4 separate regions of the Homo sapiens genome follow, and all the other regions are linked to region 4. The links are chromatin loops, found by intact Hi-C in ENCODE. Cell type or tissue: Caco-2. All regions are shown on one strand.

Region 1 (5,000 bases), 130 kb before region 4:
CATTGATAAACATATAGCAATGTAATATTGAGGAGACATGACCAGTTTTAGATTTGCACAGTATTCACTTAGTCATCTCAATCAATTATTTAATTGGTTTTTCTTCCTTCCTTCTCTCATAAAAATGTCAATAGAAAAGTCACAATTCCTCAGACCCAGTTCTGTCCCCTGTTCTTCAAAACATACATTCAGTTGGGCCCTTATTCCCTCTTCTCTTTTCACGTCTCATTTGAAGTTTAATCAAACTCTGTGAATTGTTATAATTGATTTACATGCTGGCAGGCTCTTAAGGCCACCCCTCTCCACCTGCCACAGCCCACTCCAGGTTTCCCAAGGCAGGGTTAGTGCCATCTGGGGGTGGGAGCCCGTCATGCACCTGAACACGTGTGGCCAGCAGTCCGGGTTGTGGCTTCCCATCTCCAGGCCTACGCTGAGGATGGCCTCCATGCACAAGACGTGGGCAGTGTGCAGCCACACCCCCTGCACCTTCCCAATCTGCTCCAGTTTCTGCTCCACTTTTAGTTTCACTGTGCCAGAAAGACATTTATTAAAATAACAGGTTGAGTAAGGGAGACAGAAAGAATGAAAATGAAAGAATGTGTGTCATGCAAGGGCAAAAGGGAAAGGACAGACTTCAGTGGCAGCAAGCACCTCCACAGTAGGTCCTTGCGGACCATCATGCAAACCACCCAGCCAGCAGGTCCCACGTGCTGGTGGCCCCAGCTCTCCAGCTCCAGAAGTGGGATGGATCCTGAGCTGGCAGGTGCCATTCCTTCCAGGCCCTTTCATGGGCTCTGGGTCAGGCACAGCAGTGTGGATGGGTTTCATGAGCCAATTCCAGCTAAAACCATCTGGGCCCAGACCTTTCACCCTTCCCAAAAATTGGTCAAATGGAAGAATTCCTGGCTTTCTGCAAGTTTTCTCTGAGATTATTGTAATGTTAGGCTCTCATTATGATCATCATCTCTAAAACAACTTATTTACGTATATTTTGAGCACCAGAATGACTGCTCTATCACTGAAAATGACCAATTTCATTTCATCCCTTGAGTTTGTATTTGTGAGCTCCAAATAATACTTTAAAAAATTGTAGCCTGGGTGTGGTGGCTCACATCTGTAATCCCAGCACATTGGGAGGCCAAGGCAGGTGGATCACCAGAGGTTGGGAGTTCGAGACCAGCCTGAACAACATGGAGAAACTCTGTCTCTACTGAAAATACAAAATTAGCCGGGCATGGTGGCACATGCCTGTAATCCCAGCTACTCAGGAGGCTGGGGCAGGAGAATAGCTTGAACCTGGGAGGCGGAGATTGCAGTAAGCCGAGATGGTGCCATTGCTCTCCAGCCTGGGCAACAAGAGTGAAACTCGGTCTCAAAAGAAAAAAAAAATTGTAGATGACTAATGAGAAAGAATGCAGAAGGTGACTTCAGATGTCAGTAATGCAAAATGCTAAGGCAAGGCCAAACCACAGTGTCCTCCTTGAACAAAGGTTTCAAGTCATTGCATGTGGTAGGATAACTAAGTGATGGTCCAGAACCCAGAAATATAGCAAGCCAACCTCAAAGGAATCCAAACCATCTCCTAATGTAAGGAGCAAAGTGATTTTTAGCAAAACATCATTTGTCTCATAAATGTGATACTAATTTTATTTATTTATTTGAGATGGTGTCTCACTCTGTTACCCAGGCTGGAGTGCAGTGGCTTCATCTTGGTTCACTGCAACCTCTCCCAGGTTCAAGCAATTGTCCTGCCTCAGCCTCTGAAGTAGCTGGGATTACAGGCACCCACCACCACGCCCAGCTAATTTTTGTATTTTTTAGTAGAGACGGGGTTTCTTTCACCATGTTGGCCAGGCTGGTCTCAAACTCCTGACCTCAAATGATCCGCCCACCTTAGCCTCCCAAAGTGCTGGGATTACAAGTGTAAGCCACTGCGCCTGGCTGTTTTATCTATTTTTTTGAGATAGGGTCTCACTCTGTCACCCAGGCTAGAGTGCAATGGAATGATTATTGCTCACTGCAGCCTGAACCTCCCCAGGCTCAGGTGATCCTCCCACCTCAGCCTCCCGAGTAGCTGGGACTACAGGCACATGCCACCATGCCTGGCTAATTTCTGTATTTTTAGTAGAGACAGGGTTTTGCTATGTTGCCCAGGCTGGTCTTGAACTCCTGGGCTCAAGTGATCCGCTTTCCTCGACCTCTCAAAGTACTGGGATTACAGGCGTAAGCCACTGTGCCCGGCCTTAATCTTATTTTTTATTTGTTTTTAATCTGAATATCGTGGTCTTGGTTTTGTGGTTTTTTTTTTAAAGAACTGTGAATGTAAGGATTTTTATGTAGTTCATGGTTGTAAAATACTTAAGTAAAATTGTGAGACTCCTTTTTCAGTTAACGCTGGGGATCTGTGAGAGCGATTTTGTTTTCAAATGGGTCTCTAAATTTTATTCAAGTCTGAGAAACACGGACCTAAATTGTGTTTCTCAGCTAAAAATGTACAGCTGACTCAGTGACTTGTTACTGTACATATCTGATAGTAGTTACACAATTTGGACCAAGCTGGCATTTTTCCTTTTGTTTGCTGCCTGCCTTGTATCTTCTGTTGCTACCAGGATGGTCATTCTTTTCCCTTAGATCCAGATAATCATCAGCTTCACCGACTCACTGATTTCATCAAGTTAAAAATCAGCCATTTCTCGAGTTCACAAAGCTCAGATTTTTCTCTGATAAGAGCCTCTTCTTCCTGAGCCTCCCCTCATGAATTTTCTTCGTCTGCTTAATTTCCCCTTTAGAAAACTGGCCAATCTGCCTTCCCCACTATAACCCGAAGGGTCTTCAAGTGTGCACTTGTGTGAAGTGCCAAAGCCAGTGACTAGATGACAGGTGTGAACAGTTCAGCCAGGTGGGTCCCCCTGGGCCTGCTGCACTTTCCTTGCCACCAGGGGTCAGTATGTCTCTCATTCTCCAGAGAGATCTTCTGTAGGTCACCTACATGGAAGAGACCCAAGCCTGTGGCTCAATGGGATCTCGTGATCAGTGGTGTATACATACCGGGCATCACACACAGAACAGGCACGAGTGTTGGCTGGCGTGTGTAGGCCTGTGCAGGTGTGTGCATACTGCACCCAAGGCACCAGGTGGGTTCTGGCCCTCCAGTTGTTACCTTGTGTGATGGCATCACTGGGTTCTTGGGCCTCCCTCTCTTCTTTTTCTTCTTGGACACAGGAGGCAGCTGCCATCTGGGCAAGGGCTGAGGCGCAGTTAGCAGCAACGCCTTCAGAGGAGACACACAATGACTTCTTGACTGAGTATATCCTCTAACCATTCACCTAGCAGAACCCCTTCTAAAGGGTCCCCCTGCCCCACCCTGCTGGGTCATTCCCAGTGAGTTCTGCAGGACCACGGCCAGGGAACACTACTCCCGCTGGTACCTAGAGCGCAGCTCAGCCGTGCGGCTTTCCGCAGCCCGTCGAGGCTCATGCAGATGGCGTCCCGCTCCTTCTGGTTCTGCTCTTTGATGCCTTCAGCTCCCAGAATGAAGGCCAGCCCTTTGGAGCTCCCCGCCATTCGACCAGTCAGTGGGGTTGATAAAGTATCGATCAAGTTCTTCCAGCAGCCCACCAGAATATAGCGAGCAAATGCCACGCCTGGAACATGGAGGGGTGTGTGTCATTTTCTAGAGACAAAAACAACCTGGCAATGAATGACATCACATTCTCTTGCTATCAAATGAGCAGTACTCAGTTGCATGCAATTCTACAACAGGAAATATAACAATGGATTATATGGGATTATGTTTCACTTTGTTCTTATAAATAATAAATGTTGCATTATCAGCTGAATGATGCTAAGTAACTTCCATCAATTACTTTTTCTTTTTCTTTTTTTTTTTTTTTTTGAGACGGAGTCTCGTTCTGTCACCCAGGCTGGAGTGCAGTGGCACAATCTCGGCTCACTGAAAGCTCCGCCTCCCGGGTTCATGCCATTCTCTTGCCTCAGCCTCCTGAGTAGCTGGGACTACAGGTGCCCACCACCACACCCGGCTAATTTTTTGTATTTTTAGTAGAGACGTGGTTTCACCGTGTTAGCCAGGATGGTCTGGATCTCCTGACCTCGTGATCTGCCCGCCTCGGCCTCCCAAAGTGCTGGGATTACAGGCGTGAGCCACCGGGCCCGGCCCAATTACTTTTTCTAACCAAGACAAAATCCTGATTCAAGTCACCACATAACAATGTAATTGCTGGTAACACATGCAGTGTATGGATGTTCATAAACTCAAGACCCAAGTCATTACCTGCCACTGTGGAGTCATCAATTCTCCTGCTCTGGGCGAAAGGAGACTCTGTAGCAGCCGAGGCCATCAGCTGGCCACCAATGGCACTGCTCTCTAAGCCGTCAATATCTGTCAAGGAAAAAGAAAGAAGTTTTCCCTAAATAAAACACTCCAGTCAAAAACAAGCAAATGGCCACCACAATATTCATTTTTAACAAATATCCCTTGTATCTTTTATGTTTCAAGCATGTAGCAACCTTTAATGAGACTATCATAAATTTTACTTTATTCCCTCAGTCTAGTTTTATTTCACTTTGGAGTATTTATTCTTCTGTTACATTGTTGCCTATCTTTATTTAAAAATAGATGTACATTATAAATTATTATTTCTCTGTTAGAAAATCTATTGATTTAGAATATTTTGATCTTAAATACTCTTTTTATTCAGAACCATGGATTATTCCCAAATTTTATATGTACAGGTTACCCAGATGTGAACTTTAGTTTCAGAGCTTCCTTACATGAATTAAGAGGAGAATAAGCCTCTTTGGTCAGATCATCACATAGTCAGATTGCAAAGTGCAATAAATAATACCTTATAATTTTTTTTTTTTTTTTTTGAGACGGGAGTCTCACTCTGTCGCCCAGGCTGGAGTGCAGTGGCGTGATCTCGGCTCACTGCTGCAAGTTCCGCCTCCTGGGTTCACGCCATTCTCCTGCCTCAGCCTCC
Region 2 (5,000 bases), 120 kb before region 4:
CTGGTACAGCTGGGAAGGGAAGGGAGGGCCTCTGATATGGATAAACGGAAGGAAACCAACTTTTTGTTTTGAGACAGGGTCTTGCTCCTGTTGCCCAGGCTGGAGTACAGTGGTGTAATCTCGGTTCACTGCAACCTCTGCCTCCCGGGTTCAAATGATTCTTCTGCCTTAGCCTCCCAAGTAGCTGGGATTACAGGCACCTGCCACCATGCCCAGCTAATTTTTGTATTTTTAGTAGAGACGGAGTTTTGCCATGTTGGCCAGGCTGGTCTCGAACTCCTGACCTCAGGTGATCCACCCACCTCAGCCTCCCAAAGTGCTAGGATTATAGGCATGAGCCACGGCACTTGGCCAGGAAGCCAACTTTAAAATCAGTCATTTTACATTTATTGGTAAACCCCAAGAACACTGAATGATATGGGCAACTATTAGCATGTGAGAACTTCCAGGAATAATCCTAGGCCTACACATCCTATAGATATGGCCTACGGTTTTACACCAACAGACAAAGGTGCTAAGTTAGTCCTCATCTAATGGGGCACAGTGAACCCTACAGACTCCCACATGGAAAAGGGACAGAAAACTCCTGTGAAGTGAACTCATGACACTTCCCTGGAACTGTCACCATTGCCAGGGAAGCTTTGTGGGTGCTGTTTCAAAGTCTGCTCCAAGCACCAACACTTCTCTGAAAGAGGCTTTAAAGCGTGAGCCGTCCCACCCTACCACGTGCCCCAAGGCCTTGCAACGAACCACTGACCGGTCAGCATTGTGATGAGGGGAAGGCTGTTATCTTCTGGGCTGCCCCAATAGCCAGCCTCTCCAAGCATGTTCCTGTCGAGCACCTGATGGTAGAGCTCCTCAATCCAGGCCTGAGAGAAGACCATCAGCACGCCGCTGGTCTGCACCTGCTTCATGAAGTCCTTCTACAGAGAGATCGCATGAGAAGGTGACCACATAACACCCTGCTCACTAACAGGCTCCTAAGTGCCTCTGCTGCCTCTTCACGTCACAGAGCCCTGAACTAAACCAAGGCTTGTGTATTGGGTAAGGGGGCGGCAAGTGGGGAGAAGTAGAGATGGAGGATTCCCAAATGTGCTGAGGTTTCCTTCACTGATGACACCTTTTGACAGATACCTTGCAGAAGGATTAGAGAGACTGCACTTTACATTCTTACTCTTGGATGTGTGGAAAGGTTTGCAATTGCACAGATGTCTTTAATAGCGTACGAGCTTCCTTTTCTAGGAGCCCCAACAGAAGCAGAGGTGGAACGTGCTCCTGCAGGAATGTGCACATCTCCAGAGACACTTCACTTATGCTCATGAAGCAATCACTTATCTTTGGGAATTTACAATTTATCAAGCAAGCAAATGATTATTGATTTCCTTCATGTAGATCCATGGATTTAGGCTCAGGAACTGATAATAGGGCACACCATGGAGTGGCTTGCTCCATCACAGGAGCTAACCACAGGACAACCAACACTCTCATTGTATCCCTTACAGGAAGTGCTTATGAGCAACAGCCAGTGAGCTTAGTTCTGGGTCAACAGTAGGTCTGGGAACATGTTGGAATACGGTGAAGAGTTTTTATAAGTGCACACCTTCAGCCAGGCCTGGTGGCTCATGCCTGTAATCCCAACGCTTTGGGAGGGCAAGGTGGGAGGATTGCTTGAGCCCAGGAGTTCAAGGCTGGCATGGGCAACATAGCGAGACCCTGTCTTTACAAAAAATAATTAAAAAATTAGCCAGGCTTGGTGGTGCACACCTGTAGTCCCAGCTACTTGGGAGTTGAGGTGGGAGGACTGCTTGAGCCCAGGAGTTTGAGGTTGCAGTGAGCCATGCCATGCTCACACCACTGCACTCTAGCCTGGACAACAAAGCGGGGCTCTGTCTCAAAAAAAAGAAAAACACAACTCATTTTCAGCAAATTTCTTGCACATCTTCTGATCTCCCTTAACACGTCAATGATGTGGTTTTGAACAGGTTTTATACACATGTTTAATAATGACATGAGATGAAACTACTGGGTTATCCCTGGGCAGCCATTTCCAGAGCCTCACGTCCATACACTCTTCACTGGAGCCCAGTGGGCAGCTCTGTGCTCACGGTGCTGGGCAACTGTATATCTGTGCCCTTATATATATGTCATCTCCTTCCATCCCCCAAAGTCCCACTGGCATTACCAACCTAGAGCAGTCTGGAACAAAACACGCTGTGCCATCCCACTCAGGGCACTGAGGCTAGGCTGTACACCAGGAAGTTACAGCCTGCCCTCTGCCAGTCCAATGAGGGACGGCACACTCACCATCACGCCTGGCGCCAGGGTCGGCCGCTTCCTGTAGTAGTCACCGTGGGAGAGCTTCAGGTTGAGGAGCAGGGCGCAGTGTGCAGCTGTGTAGAGGCTGTCTGCGTTCATCAGCATCTGGAAGCTGAGGCTGCTATTCCCGTCAAAGCCAGGAGAGTGCATCATGCCTAAGGGAGACAATGAAGGGACTTTTGGGGGTGTGAACAGTGTGCTTGGCAAGGCTGGCTTCCAGAGAGCTGCGAACCCATCGTGAGAGATACTGCATCAATAGGATATTTCTGTATAGCACTGACAGCTAGCCAGGAATATCCTTAGGGCCAGATACACACCCCAGCCTGGTGGCAAAGAGCATGCGCTCAGGAGTGGATCTGCCTGGGCCTGGATCCTGATCTCTTACTTAGCAGCTAGAACTTTGATAAACTCATGTAAACCCTGTAAGTCTCACCTTCTTTTCCTATAATAAGAAGAATTGACTGCATTCTATCCCTAGCTTGAGCCCTCCGGTGGCTCCCTATCACAATGTAATAAAACTCCAACCTCACCCTCCTCTCTCCCTCTCATTCCCCGCAGCCACCCTGACTGCCTGCTGTCCCTCAGCCACACCAGGCCTGGACCTGCCGCAGGGCCTTTGCATTTGTTTTTGTCACTCCTAGAATGATCTCAGGATCTCTGGATGCTGCGCTCCCTCAATTCTGCCAAGTCTCTGCTCAAGTGACAGAGAGACCTTCCCTTTTAATTCCATTATTAAATAGCAAATCCACTCCTGCCCCTCACCAATATGCCGCTTACCCGGCTTTTAAAAAATGGCCTCGATGGCATTTATTCTACCCAGTTTTATATTAACATATACTTGTTTATCATCTGCCATCACCACTATAAAATCAATGAGAGGGTGACATTTCATTCATTTTGTTCACTACAGAATCCCCAATGCCTAGAACAGCATTTGGTACATAGTAGACCCTTAAAAACATTTGCCGAATGAGTAAGAATTAATGGATATGATTGCATGGGAATTAGATGCAATAATGCATGTAAGATGTTTAGAAAAGTTATTAATACAACTTTTCAAAAGGAATAATGTTTCTCGAAAAGCTAAACATAGAATCACTATATGACCCAGCAATTCTACTCCGATATAACCAGAAGGACTGAAAGCAGGGATTTGAACAGACGTTTGTACATCAGTGTTCACTGCAGCATTACTCACAACAGCCAAAAGGTGGAAACAACTGAAGCGCCCATCAACAGATGAATGGATAAGCAAATTGTGGTATGTATATAAAATGGGTATTACTCAGCCATGAAAAGGAATGGCGTTCTGATATATGCCACAACATAGAGGCGCCTTGAAAACATTATGCTAAGTGTCAGGCACAAAATAACAAATATATATGATGCACTCTATGAAGCACCTAGAATAAATTAGAAGAAATAGAAAATAGATTGGAGGTTACCAGGGACCAGGGACCAGGGGCAGAGTACCTTCTATTTGGAATGTTAAAAAAGTTCTGGAAATGCTTGCACAACACTGTGAATACAATTAGTACCACTGAATTGTATACTTAAAATTTATTAAAATAGCAAATTTTGTTACATCTATTTTTACCATGATGAAAACAAATAATAATGTAATACATCAAAACACGTTAGGCCAGGTGCAGTGGCTCACACCTGTAATCCCAGCACTTTTGGAGGCCAAGGCAGGCAGATCACTTGAGTCTAAGAGTTCCAGACCATCCTGCCCAAGAGGGTGAAACCCCATCTCTACTAAAAATACAAAAATTAGCCCGGCATGGTGGCGCATGCCTGTAGTCCCAGCCATTTGGTAGGCTGAGGAATGAGAATTGCTGGAACCCGGGAGGCGGAGGCTGTAGTTAGCTGAGATCACACCACTACATTCCAGCCTGGGCAACAGAAAGATACTCTGCCTCAAAAAACAAAAAAACGAAAAACAAAAAGCACGTTAAATTGTGCACTTTAAGCAGGTAAACTGTGTGGTATGTGAGTTATCTCACAATCAAACTGTTAAAAAAATAAATGAGGAAATAAAGAGTTTCAAAAAAAAAACCATTAAATAATAGCTATTGACTTTCTCCCCACTATCTTTTCTTTTAAAAGACATTTTATACTTACTAAAGTTTTCATTTTGAAGATCCCTTTGAGCTTTATATAAATTAACTGAAAAAACAAACAACTATATCTCATGCTCTGAAGATGGGTTCATTCAGTCAGAGTTGTTGGTATCATGGCTCAAACTTTCACAGGGAGCTTGGGGTGAAAACATTACTGAAGTCAGCTTCTCTGCATCTATTAGTATGCTGGTCCTAAGGCCATCTGCAGACAGGCATTTCCAGGCCTTCAGGGTTCCTGACTATCTGGAGCCTGGTGGTCAGCTCGCAGCTTTGCAGCCCACAGACAACTGCACATCTGTGTCCTTACACTGTCATCTCCTCTTACCCTCCAAAGCCCCACAGGCAATACCAGCCAAGTGTGGAACAAAACACACCGAGCCACTCCTCTCAGAGCACCTTGAGAGATTTTCAATGAATGCGCCATTTGTTCCTGCAAATACTTGGAGGCTGAAATCTAGGGATGTGTGGGAAACAGTTCATCTCTACATTTGTGCATGCAAATTACACATGTCCATACACTCTGCAAATCATGTGTAAAATTATTCTTTAATAAAAAATATG
Region 3 (5,000 bases), 69 kb before region 4:
ATAAGGCGAAATCCCAACTCTACTAAAAATACAAAAAAACTAGCCAGGTGTGGTGGCATGCGCCTGTAATCCCAGCTACTCGGGAGGCTGAGGCAGGAGAATCGCTTGAACCCAGGAGGCGTAGGTTGCAGTGAGCTGAGATTGTGCCACTGCAGTCCAGCCTGGGCAACAGAGTGAGACTCCATCTCCCCCCACCCCCCAAAAAAGTATCACTGAACATTTCAAGAGCTATAAACCAGCCCAATCTAAAAAATACTTTAGTGACAACTAGAACTGTTAAATTAGAACTGTTGGTGGCAGGTGTTGAGCGTCAATGTTTTTTCAAGCTCCCCAGGGCAACAAGTGAAACTATTACAAACCTCCCATCCTCTGATGTGTTATATATAATGCTCAGAAAAGATACACTATCCATATGGAAATATACTGGAAAAAGTGACATATTCCCTATGGCCACTTGAATCTATGGTCACAAAAAAATGAAATGAATAAACACTTGAGCTTTATATATATAAAACACCATAGAACAATTATCTAACTAAATGCCTCGGTAAAGGTCCAAGGGTGGAAGACTCCTAAGCACTTCAGTTGGTTGCCAATATTATTATGGCAAGATTCTGCTAACATTCTCTAAGACTGAGGGGGAGCCAGGGAGCAATATAGCAGAGTGATTAACAGTACATGTTTGCAATATTAGAAGTTTGGATTTGAATATCTAGCTGTAGAAACTTGAGCAAGCAAACTTCACTTTGCTTGTATTCTTTATCTAGTTGTGGCAGAAATTAAAGGAGAATACATGTAAAATGCCACTTATTGCCATGCCTTAGGCACTCAGTGACTAGTAGCTATTATTATTAACCAGTATATTAGAATGGAGGGCTGGCTGGATGGAAGGAATAACAATAAAAAAGGTGTTTTTCATGCCCTGAAATTATGAACCTTAGAGGAAAAAACAATGGCCTTTGAGACAGATTTTGCTTGACCCTGATAGCAAGCTACAGAATCAAAGACTGGAAGTTTCCATAAGTCAATAAGATCAAACCAGCAAACACTCATTTATGAAACAGGCTTTCTGCTTTTGAGAAATCCCACAGAGAAGCCTTCCGCAGGTATAAAAAACCTTTCCAATGGAACAGGCTCACTGCAGCCTCCGCCTCCCAGGTTTAACCAATTCTGCCTCAGCCTCCCGAGTAGCTGGGATTACAGGCATGCACCACCACGCCTGGCTAATTTGTATTTTTAGTAGAGATGGGGTTTCCCCATGTTGGTTAGGCTGGTCTCGAACTCTCAACCTCAGGTGATCCGCCTGTCTCGGCCTCCCAAAGTGCTGGGATTACAGGCATGAGCCACCGTGCCCAGCCCCACCTTTTTCTTTTACTCCAAGACCTTGGCAATTTCTGCTCCCACAGCTTTTTCCTATATGAAGGTAACTTTCCTTGGAAAACTCAACATATCTGCTACCCTGGGGTTAATATTAACAGAAATCGGGCTCAGCTTTCAATCAATGAAGAGAAGGGCTATGCATCCACATGGAGTTTTAGTAATGATTTCATGAAATTGAACAGAAAGCACTTGGATATTTCATAATTGTCCATTTTTATATTTGGTAATATTTCTTATGCTTCCTGTCACAGAGGATGCTGTTCTAAGAACTTTTCATTATTGCAGTTTAATTAAGCAAGTTAAATTTAGATACACAAATGAAGGGTGCCCTCTTATTTACATTTTGAGAGCTTAATGATCCTTTTATAGTTTCAGAACCTTGGGGAAATAGCCTCATTTTTCATGCTTAAGTACACATCCCACTTCCTGATCAGCAGGTTTCAGGATAAACACTATTCATGAGTAATAGTCAATGTATACAAAAGTAAGCAGGAAGAGAACATCTAGATTCCTTCTTTACATTTCCACAGGAGTTTTAAATGGTTTATTTTAAGGTGCTTTTATAAATTGCTTCCCGATTTCAAACGTGGCAATGGCAAACATTTCACATTTACCATGTGGCTGGACTTGCACTAAAAGCTTTTTATATGGATTGTATTTTTCTTGTCTAATCAGCACAACCACACTATGAGCTCAGTATCACTTATCATTTCATCTACAGAGAGCAAACATGAGGCTGGGACAGGTATCCGAGGCAACACCACTAGGCAGTGTAGAGCCGGCTTCATATCTAAGCAGTATGACTCCAGAGCCCATTTTTCTCTCCCACCAAGCTCAAATGCCTTTATCATTATATTGTTCTTTGGCTATGATCTGTTGTTGTTGTTTTTCCTTTCCTCATTTTGGAAGAGGCCACAGTGTTTCAATGTTGCATCCTATCTGGACGGGCCTGCTGAGTCTTTTTATTTTGGCTTCCAGATACTCTCAGTGAACACCCTTCACTCGTGCCGAACTTGGTGGTGTGTGCCTATTATTCAGGAATTATATTTTCAATCATTCTGACTCTCATTCAAAACCTGGTTGTTGTTGATACTAACAGCCTCAATCCCTGGCAGCCCTCTCCTCCTGAAGACCCTCTGCTCCTTGTCTCCCCTTCCCCCCAGTTCCATCAGCAGGGGCAGTGGCTTGACACCTCCCCTCTCTTCCTTCACATGGCAAAGGGCTAACAAGCCTCTTACACACCAATCCTGCTTCTTGCTATTTTCAGAAACAACACTGTCTTTTGAAAAGTGAACCTGCAGATAATGAAAGAGCTCACAGGGCTCTCTTAAAATTCAATTAAAAACAAATGCAAATAAAACAAATACAGAGTATACATACAAATGTGTTAAAGGAAAGTGTTCTTTCCATCTGTATCAATCCATATTTTAAAAGTGACTTGTATTGTAATGAGAGGTCAGCTGATTGGCTGCTGCTTTCTCTTTTGACAGTCACATAAAAATTTTCTACACGCTCAAAAATAATTTTCTCTTAATTTTCACTGTTTAATACCACATGATACCATAAAAAGCACATGTATCTGCTAATATAAGTACTCTCCATGAGTGCTGATAATTAGCCTTTTTCTCCATCATTTCAGAACTCAGAAAATCATTCCTCTTTGTGGTTTGAATGTATACTCTTATCAGAACATACAAATCCTGTAGATATTCTTTTCAAGAAATGGAAGGGAAATTATTCCAAGCATATTAAAGTTCAGCTTTGAAATGATAGTGTTTCCAAAAGCCAAAGACATATGCCAGGCATTCAAGAAGCCAAGTTTTCTGTTGGACATATTCTTGGGCATGCTGGAAGGCACACATTACTCTGGGCTGCAATACAGATTGAAATGAGAAGGCTTTTCAATGATCATTTCAATAGGCATTCTTCAGGGTTTTGAAGATGGGGAGGGGATTTAATCTATAAACATCTCTCTAAATCTCCTACTTGGTTTCTTAAAAACTATTTTTTTAAATCAAATGCTTTTCAATGAATTGTGGGCAAATTAGACCGAGAAAGCAATACGCCTGGGTGGAGCAGGGTAAGGGGAACCAGTACTGTTATTTACATAGTGAAGGCCTCAAGTGAAGCAAACGTAAGCATGCAGGGCTCTGAGACACATGGCATTACAACTAAGGATGGCGCACCACACAGCACGCTTCCCACAGATCAATTCCTTAGCGGAAATTCCCCACGGTAGTAATCAGAGAAGGATTCACTCCAGTGCTGGGGCTTAGTTCCACCCCAATATTTATCCCAGTCAGAGATAAAGCAGCTGTGAACAGGAGGCACAGACACAAGCAGTACTCACCTCCGCGATCTTCAGCACGGCACTCCCATTCAGATCAAATGTTGGCGTGTAGGTGATGCATAGTAAAACCTTTAACAAGGTGAGAGATGAAAGAAGAGACAAGGGGTTAACAGTATGGAAATTCACTGTTGTTTCATATGCCATTTGTGCAGTCCTGTTTTTATGATTCCTTTGCTATTTGCTTTACCTAATATTTCTTTATATCCCACCCACTGCTTTCTCATTAGTGGCCACATGTTGCCTAACAAAGTAGAGACCATCCTGTAAAAAATAAAGGCTGCTAATCTCTCCCCATGGAAAGGGCTTGCAAGACTGGCCAGAAACAGCATCTCTCAACAGCTCCAGGAGGTGTGTCCAGTAACAGCAAAAACCTCAAAAGAGTTGTTTAGTAGCAGTCATTTTAAAAATGCCAGGCTTAATGCTAGGCACTTCACATGAATTATCTAGGTTGACCTTCTAAATAAGTGTCATTATTATTGCCCCCGTTTTACTGGTGAGAAAACTAGAACTCCATGATTAAATATGTTACCTAAGGTCATACAGGTGGCAAGTGTTGAACTCAAGTAATCCGACTCCATGTGCTCACTCACGAGGCAAAGCCATCTCCACCTCTTCTGAAACTCAAATGTCAGTGTCATTTTCTATTCCTATCCCTTTCCCAAATCCACACGGAATTAGAAATTCTTTTATTGCATTTTCCTCTTCCCTCTTGCAATTTCCTCCAGAATGTTACATGGTGTTTACTTACTCCCCTTATTTTCCAAGATACATAGACAATAGGTCAATGACATTTGCAAGATCTTTAAGGACCACTAAAAACTTCACTTTCTACTTGTAGAGCCTTTAGGGAACAGATCAATAAAAGCCTGTGGCATTTTAAGAACTGCTTCTCAATTTGTAGGTAAGAGGCTACTCTCTCCCTCTTCACTTAGCTCTGACTTTTCTTGCTGCAGAAAACAGACACAAAGGTGCTGGTGTCTGCTCCTTGATCTCAAACCCCACAGCCATGCCCTGCCTGCAGCTTAGCCTGCCAGGGGCAGTCTTCTGAGCATTTTTCTCATCTGTTCAATTCATGAAGGAGCATGGAAGCCTAGCAAATTTACTTAATACAGGAAACTGCAATTGTCAGATGTGACAAGAAATCTCTCCCCATCTCTCAGTCTTAGCTGTCAGCTAGGCCGGCCCTAGGAACAGTCGCTCCTTCAGAGAAAGCAAGTATGTATGCAATTAAAGGGGGGTAAAAAAGATTTTTTTTTGCCATATTTAGTCA
Region 4 (5,000 bases):
CTAAACAGTGACGGGCAGTGGAAATGGACTGGAGTGGGAAAGGCAACAGGAAAACCTATCCCTATAGGCCTTTGTTCATGTCTCCAGCATGCCCTTCTAACAAATTCCTTACAGGGAACATTTTATTCATCCATATATCCCATTGCTCATTACCAGGGAGGTCTTAATAAATGTTTCCTAAATAAAGAAGCGACGGAAAGAAGGAACCCATAGCTTCCCCATTCTTCAAGTGAAATCTACTTCAAAAGCCCCACCAGCTCACACCAATTCTCCCCCAATCCATGGACAACACATTTATCCTCCCTTCTTTGACTTGTTTTCCTGGTTTGCCCAATCCAACTGCACAATGAATGCCCTGCACTATTATTTAACTATTTCATGCACTTCTGTCTTGTCTTGCTAATGACAGAACAATCACTGGGAAAGGAAGTACATCCACTCAGGCTGGTTTCTTTCAGATTTGACTCGAAAAATTTACCTGCCTCAATGCTCAGCCTCCCCAGTGGCTTTAAAGGACCTAAACTCAGCAACGTTGTGGTTTCACTTAATAAGATGTTGATGTCAGTATTTAAACTTATTAAAATACTAGATTAATCTCCTCCTCCCTGTTTATCTAAATCTGCTTAATTTGCAGCAAAATAATAACGAATACTAGGAATGGCATGTTTAAAGCACAATTGGGCCCTGCTTTATCATGTTACCCAGCCATCTGTGACCCTTCATTAGAGGCATTTTGGAATCTAGCTTCGAATCACGCTGCTGAATGACAATGGCAACGGCAAAAATAGTACTGTGGCTTTAAGAGCCTTGCTGTTCTCTCAGATTTCTGGTCCATTTTTCTTTAACAGTAAGCTAGAATGGTCAAGTGCTGGTTCTACCTACAAGACAAACTTCCTAGACAATATTCTAGACAATTTTGTGATGATAGGCACAGGTTTAAAAAAAGATGCTGCTATAATTACCTGTACACACACCCAAACATATGTGAATTAAGACCATCTACATATTAAGAGTCACCTAAACCACTCTCAAAATTTTACATTTAGTGGAAAACCTGCTAAAGGCTCTTCTCTATCTCAGGCTGCATCAAAGCACACACAGTGTCATGACAGACAGTGATGGTTCTTGGTTGCAAGGGAAAGGGAGTCAATTTCATTTTTCAATTGAGTGGCAACTGAGGCATCACATCAGGCTCCAGCAAGGCAGAGAGAGGAGCCCATAGAGCTAGCTGCGCTGGCTTCTTCTTGGCCTTTCCTTTCTAAAAAGCATCACCATCACCCAAAGTATGCTTCTGATCTATTTGCATTACCATCCTGACCATTTTGATTGCCCAAACCCCGCCTAACTGAAATGTCTTTCCGTTTTTTTCCGCTGCTGAGTTCTGCAACCTGAGTCTGATGAGAAACACAAATTTGCTCCCTGGAACTTACTTCAACGCTAGCACAGCTCACAGCCCTAAAATCCCACCTGTCTGAAGGGCAGACCACAACAGAATTGCAGAGGTAACATGATCCCCGCCCGTATGTTATTTTTCATGTGCAATAACCAGGAAAGCTAACACTAAGCAAGCTGACCTCTATCAGGAAAATCAAATTAAACAAGCCTTTCCTTCCTGGTTCCACTCGCCAAGGATTCGACATCGGGGTTGTTGGTTTAACTTCCCTTTTCCCCAGAGGCGCTTCGCTGTCAGGCCCCAGGATTCGCACCGGCTCCGGGTCCTGCCTAACTCGGCGATGGGGAAGCATCGTCCCCAGCGCCGGGACCAGGAGAAGGGGGCCGCCAGGCAGGGAGGACAGCGGTTCCCGAGGAAGGTTTCGGAGAGTGAAAGAGACCGGAGGGGAGGCGGCTGATGTCCACGCCCGAGCCAAGACTCTCAAATCCCACATCAATTTCCCGAGGCGACTCTCGCAATCGCCAGAACGGCACCCATGACCGACGCTCCGCGAAAGCCCCACGCGCGGAGGCGCGGGTTCAGCCCCGGCCGCGCGGCCCTCCCGCCGCGGCGAGCAGGTGCCGGACGCTTACCCAGGGCCCAGGTGCAGCTCTCCTTGATGGCTTTGTACTTGCTCCCGGACGCCTCCTTCTGCAGCTTCCTCAGGATTTCTTCCATCTTGACCTTCCAGGCGCCGGGCCGCCGCCCACAGGGAGAGAAGCGCGGGCGAGCCGGGCCGGGGAAGCCGCCGCTGCCTGGCCCTGGGCGCCTAGGCGGCCGCCGCGCGCGCCCCCATGCCGCCCCGGCGCGGATGCTGATGAATCACGCCCGCTCCATGCCGCGGGCCACGTCAGCCCCGCGCCCCGCCCGCCGCCCCGCCCCGCCCGCCTGGGTCAGGTGCGCTCCGCTCGGCGGCGGCTGCGGGCTGGGGCCGGAGAGTGAGGCTGGAGGCCGCTGACCTGACCGCCGAGGCAGGCCCCGCGGGCGCCGCGCTTAGCGGAAAGGTGGGGACGGATGTCCGGAGCTGGCTCGCCAGCCGCCGGGAGGGAGCGCCTGGTCCGCGGCGGGCGGCGGGAGGCAGGCGGGGAGGGGCCTCGCCGCGGTCTTCGCACCCCCTGAGCCGACGGTGGCCGCGGGCGGAGTCGGAGCGGCCCAGCCCGGACACCGGGACCCCCAGCGTGGTGCAGGCGCCGCGCCCGCTGCATCCCGTCGTCTGCTAACCGGAAAATTCTTGCGTTCAGTCACTAACAGCTTTTTTGGGCCACTCCCTGTGCCAGGCTCGGGCGATGCAGCGTTGCACACACTGTGCCCCTGCCTGCAGGGAAACTCCAGTCAAGCTTTCAACACGCGGCGGGCGGTGGGCTGCGGTGGGGCTGGGGTAGAGCTTGATATGCCCAAGGAAACCAGGCCCAGAGAGGCTGGGTTACTTCCCAGACCAACAAGAGTTAGACTCCAAACACGTCCTGAATCCAAAGCCCCTTCTAAAAACCCCTATCTCCTCCCCTTCCCATCCTCTCTTGCGCTGAATTGCTGCCCTGTGAAAAATGTGGTGCACAAGGGCCGCCGCAGCAGAGGGCTTCTCATTGGGGTGAAAAGGGGGAGCCCCAGGAGACTCACGCGGGCGGTGGGGAAGGCAGTGTGACAGGGCACCCCGTGTTTCCTTTTTCTTTGAAAATGTTCCTGTGGTGGAAGTGAGGATGATGGACTGCAGAGGGGCAGACTGGCAGCTGGGAGAACAAAGGTTCTGCAGGAATCTAGAAACCAATTAGGCCAAGGGTGGGTAGAAGGGGAATAAAGGAAAGTATGTCAAGAGATATTGAAGGGTAGAAACAATAGGATTTAATGACACAATAGGGGAGAGACGGTGTATATGGGATGGCTTCCAGGTTACTTGTTTAGGAAATTGGGAGGATGGTGGCCCCATTCTTTAAAGAAGAGAAGATAAAAAGGGTTTGGATTAGGGGGGATATATGAGTTCAGTTTTGAACATGTTCAGATTGAAATGATAATGAGATACTTGTAGATTTTTTTTATGGACAGGAACTCAGGATAGAGCTCTGGGAGGGATGCCAGTATTTGAAGGGTGGTAAATATAGGAGTTGTTGATGCCTCGAGTTTGACAAAGGTTGCACAAGAGAGGGAGTGACGGCCCCCCTAATTCTCAAATCATGGGTACAGGAGCAAGGGCCCAGGGAGGAGGCTGAGAGGAGCAGTCCGAAATCCGAGGTGTAGGGGGTCAGCCAGGGGAGGGACTGCCATTGGAGGGTGTCCAACACATGGGGATGTCAGACTACTCCTTCGGCGCTCTTGGTACTGAGGAGGCAAAACCTACAAAGTCCCAGCCCCCAAGGATGCTTCTACCGCTACCCTCACGCCCAGTGAAGCCATCATTTAAAGAAAGGTTTAAAAAAAAAAAAGTAAAAACGCCGCAGCAGATAATGTACTTGGGTTAAAGAAAATTGTTAACTATTTGGAAAAATATATAGATCACAACTTTATATCGTGTAGCAAAATAAATTACAAATGTATTAAAAATTAAATTTAAGAATTAAATGATGAAAAGTTTAGAAGAAAGCATAAGTGAATATACTTATCTTAATGCATTAAGATTATTTCTAACAAACTAAGGCAGAAACTGAAGGAAAAAAGGTCAATAGATTTGACTATTTGAATATTTAAGACCTTTATGCCAAAAGTTTCATACAAAATTAAAAAGCAAATGATACTCTGAGGGATGGATTGAAGGAAGAAAAGATGATACCTCTAAATCTTAATTATATGTGGATTTATATTTTTGAATCTATTTTAAAGTATTTACTAGTTTTACAATTAAAAACAATTTCGTTTAAGCTGCAAACTAGGAAAATGTTTATATTAATGTCAGACATATAAAGTTTGAATAGCTTTGTTAAAAAAAAAAAGCTTTAACAAAGAATTAAAAAACAAATGCTCCTTCTTTTTTAAAAAAGCCAATATATATAAAGTCAGTTTACAGAGGAGAGAATACATATGACCCCATAAACTTATAAAAAATGTTCAAGTGCCTAATAAAGAGAACAAACTTTTAAATAAGATGCTATTTTCTATTAATCAAATTGACTGAGAGATTTTTTAAATGTTATTGAAGGAGCTGAACAACAAGGTCCTCTCATGTCTTGGGTGCTGGTCAGAGTGTAACTTGGTACTACATTCCTGGAGGGAGGGAGCCTGGATGTGTATGTGGCATAGGTATAGCTTTGACCTAACAATTCCACTTCTGGGAATTCATCCTAAGAAAGTGATTATGGAAATGGATAAGGATCTTTCTACAAGCATTTCAGTGTGTCTTTCAATTCTAAAAAAAGAGAAAACTAAATATGCAACAAGGATATGGATAGATAACCCATGATATATTCATAAAGCATCATATTATATAGCCTTTGAGAATAATGTGGGGGACTAGGCATGTTGGCTCATGCCTGTAATCCCAGCACTTTCGGAGGCTGAGGCAGGCAGATTGGTTCAGCCGAGGAGTTTGAGAGCAGCCTGGGCAACATGGCAAGACCTCATCTCTACTAAAAAAAAAAAT

Evidence for each region. Hi-C counts contacts between places; a loop is a spot of excess contacts. Peaks named below come from ENCODE experiments on the same cell type or tissue, not always from the same donor. Only the 100,000 strongest peaks of a DNase experiment are listed, where the experiment ranks them.
Region 1: a loop joins it to region 4, with 6 times the contacts of the local background. A loop is called at or near these places in 9 of 110 quality-filtered maps.
Region 2: a loop joins it to region 4, with 5 times the contacts of the local background. A loop is called at or near these places in 9 of 110 quality-filtered maps.
Region 3: it touches region 4 in a loop (4-fold over the local background); 6 of 110 quality-filtered maps call a loop at or near these places.

Annotation. Positions count from the first base shown.
Region 1 is chr6:138,285,345-138,290,344 of GRCh38, reverse strand. It overlaps ARFGEF3 (ARFGEF family member 3), which reads right to left. Exons shown (of 34, transcript NM_020340.5): 15 at 4,292-4,399; 16 at 3,429-3,644; 17 at 3,161-3,271; 18 at 377-527. Among named protein-coding and RNA genes, the nearest start is that of PBOV1, 69 kb to the right of the region's middle. RefSeq lists an enhancer at 2,898-3,397. In Caco-2, CTCF peaks have their summits at 346 (motif pointing left) and 2,938 (motif pointing right); DNase peaks (open chromatin) are centred at 357 and 2,944.
Region 2 is chr6:138,275,922-138,280,921 of GRCh38, reverse strand. It overlaps ARFGEF3 (ARFGEF family member 3), which reads right to left. Exons shown (of 34, transcript NM_020340.5): 13 at 2,305-2,471; 14 at 758-923. Among named protein-coding and RNA genes, the nearest start is that of PBOV1, 60 kb to the right of the region's middle. In Caco-2, a CTCF peak has its summit at 2,469; a DNase peak (open chromatin) is centred at 2,434.
Region 3 is chr6:138,228,583-138,233,582 of GRCh38, reverse strand. It overlaps ARFGEF3 (ARFGEF family member 3), which reads right to left. Exons shown (of 34, transcript NM_020340.5): 5 at 3,731-3,799. Among named protein-coding and RNA genes, the nearest start is that of PBOV1, 13 kb to the right of the region's middle. In Caco-2, no CTCF peak of the experiment used is centred here; a DNase peak (open chromatin) is centred at 2,122.
Region 4 is chr6:138,159,197-138,164,196 of GRCh38, reverse strand. ARFGEF3 (ARFGEF family member 3) reads right to left here and starts at 2,258. Exons shown (of 34, transcript NM_020340.5): 1 at 2,026-2,258. The coding sequence starts at 2,110. RefSeq lists a silencer at 2,156-2,385 and an enhancer at 1,479-2,449. In Caco-2, no CTCF peak of the experiment used is centred here; a DNase peak (open chromatin) is centred at 2,326; H3K4me3 peaks cover 1,859 bases.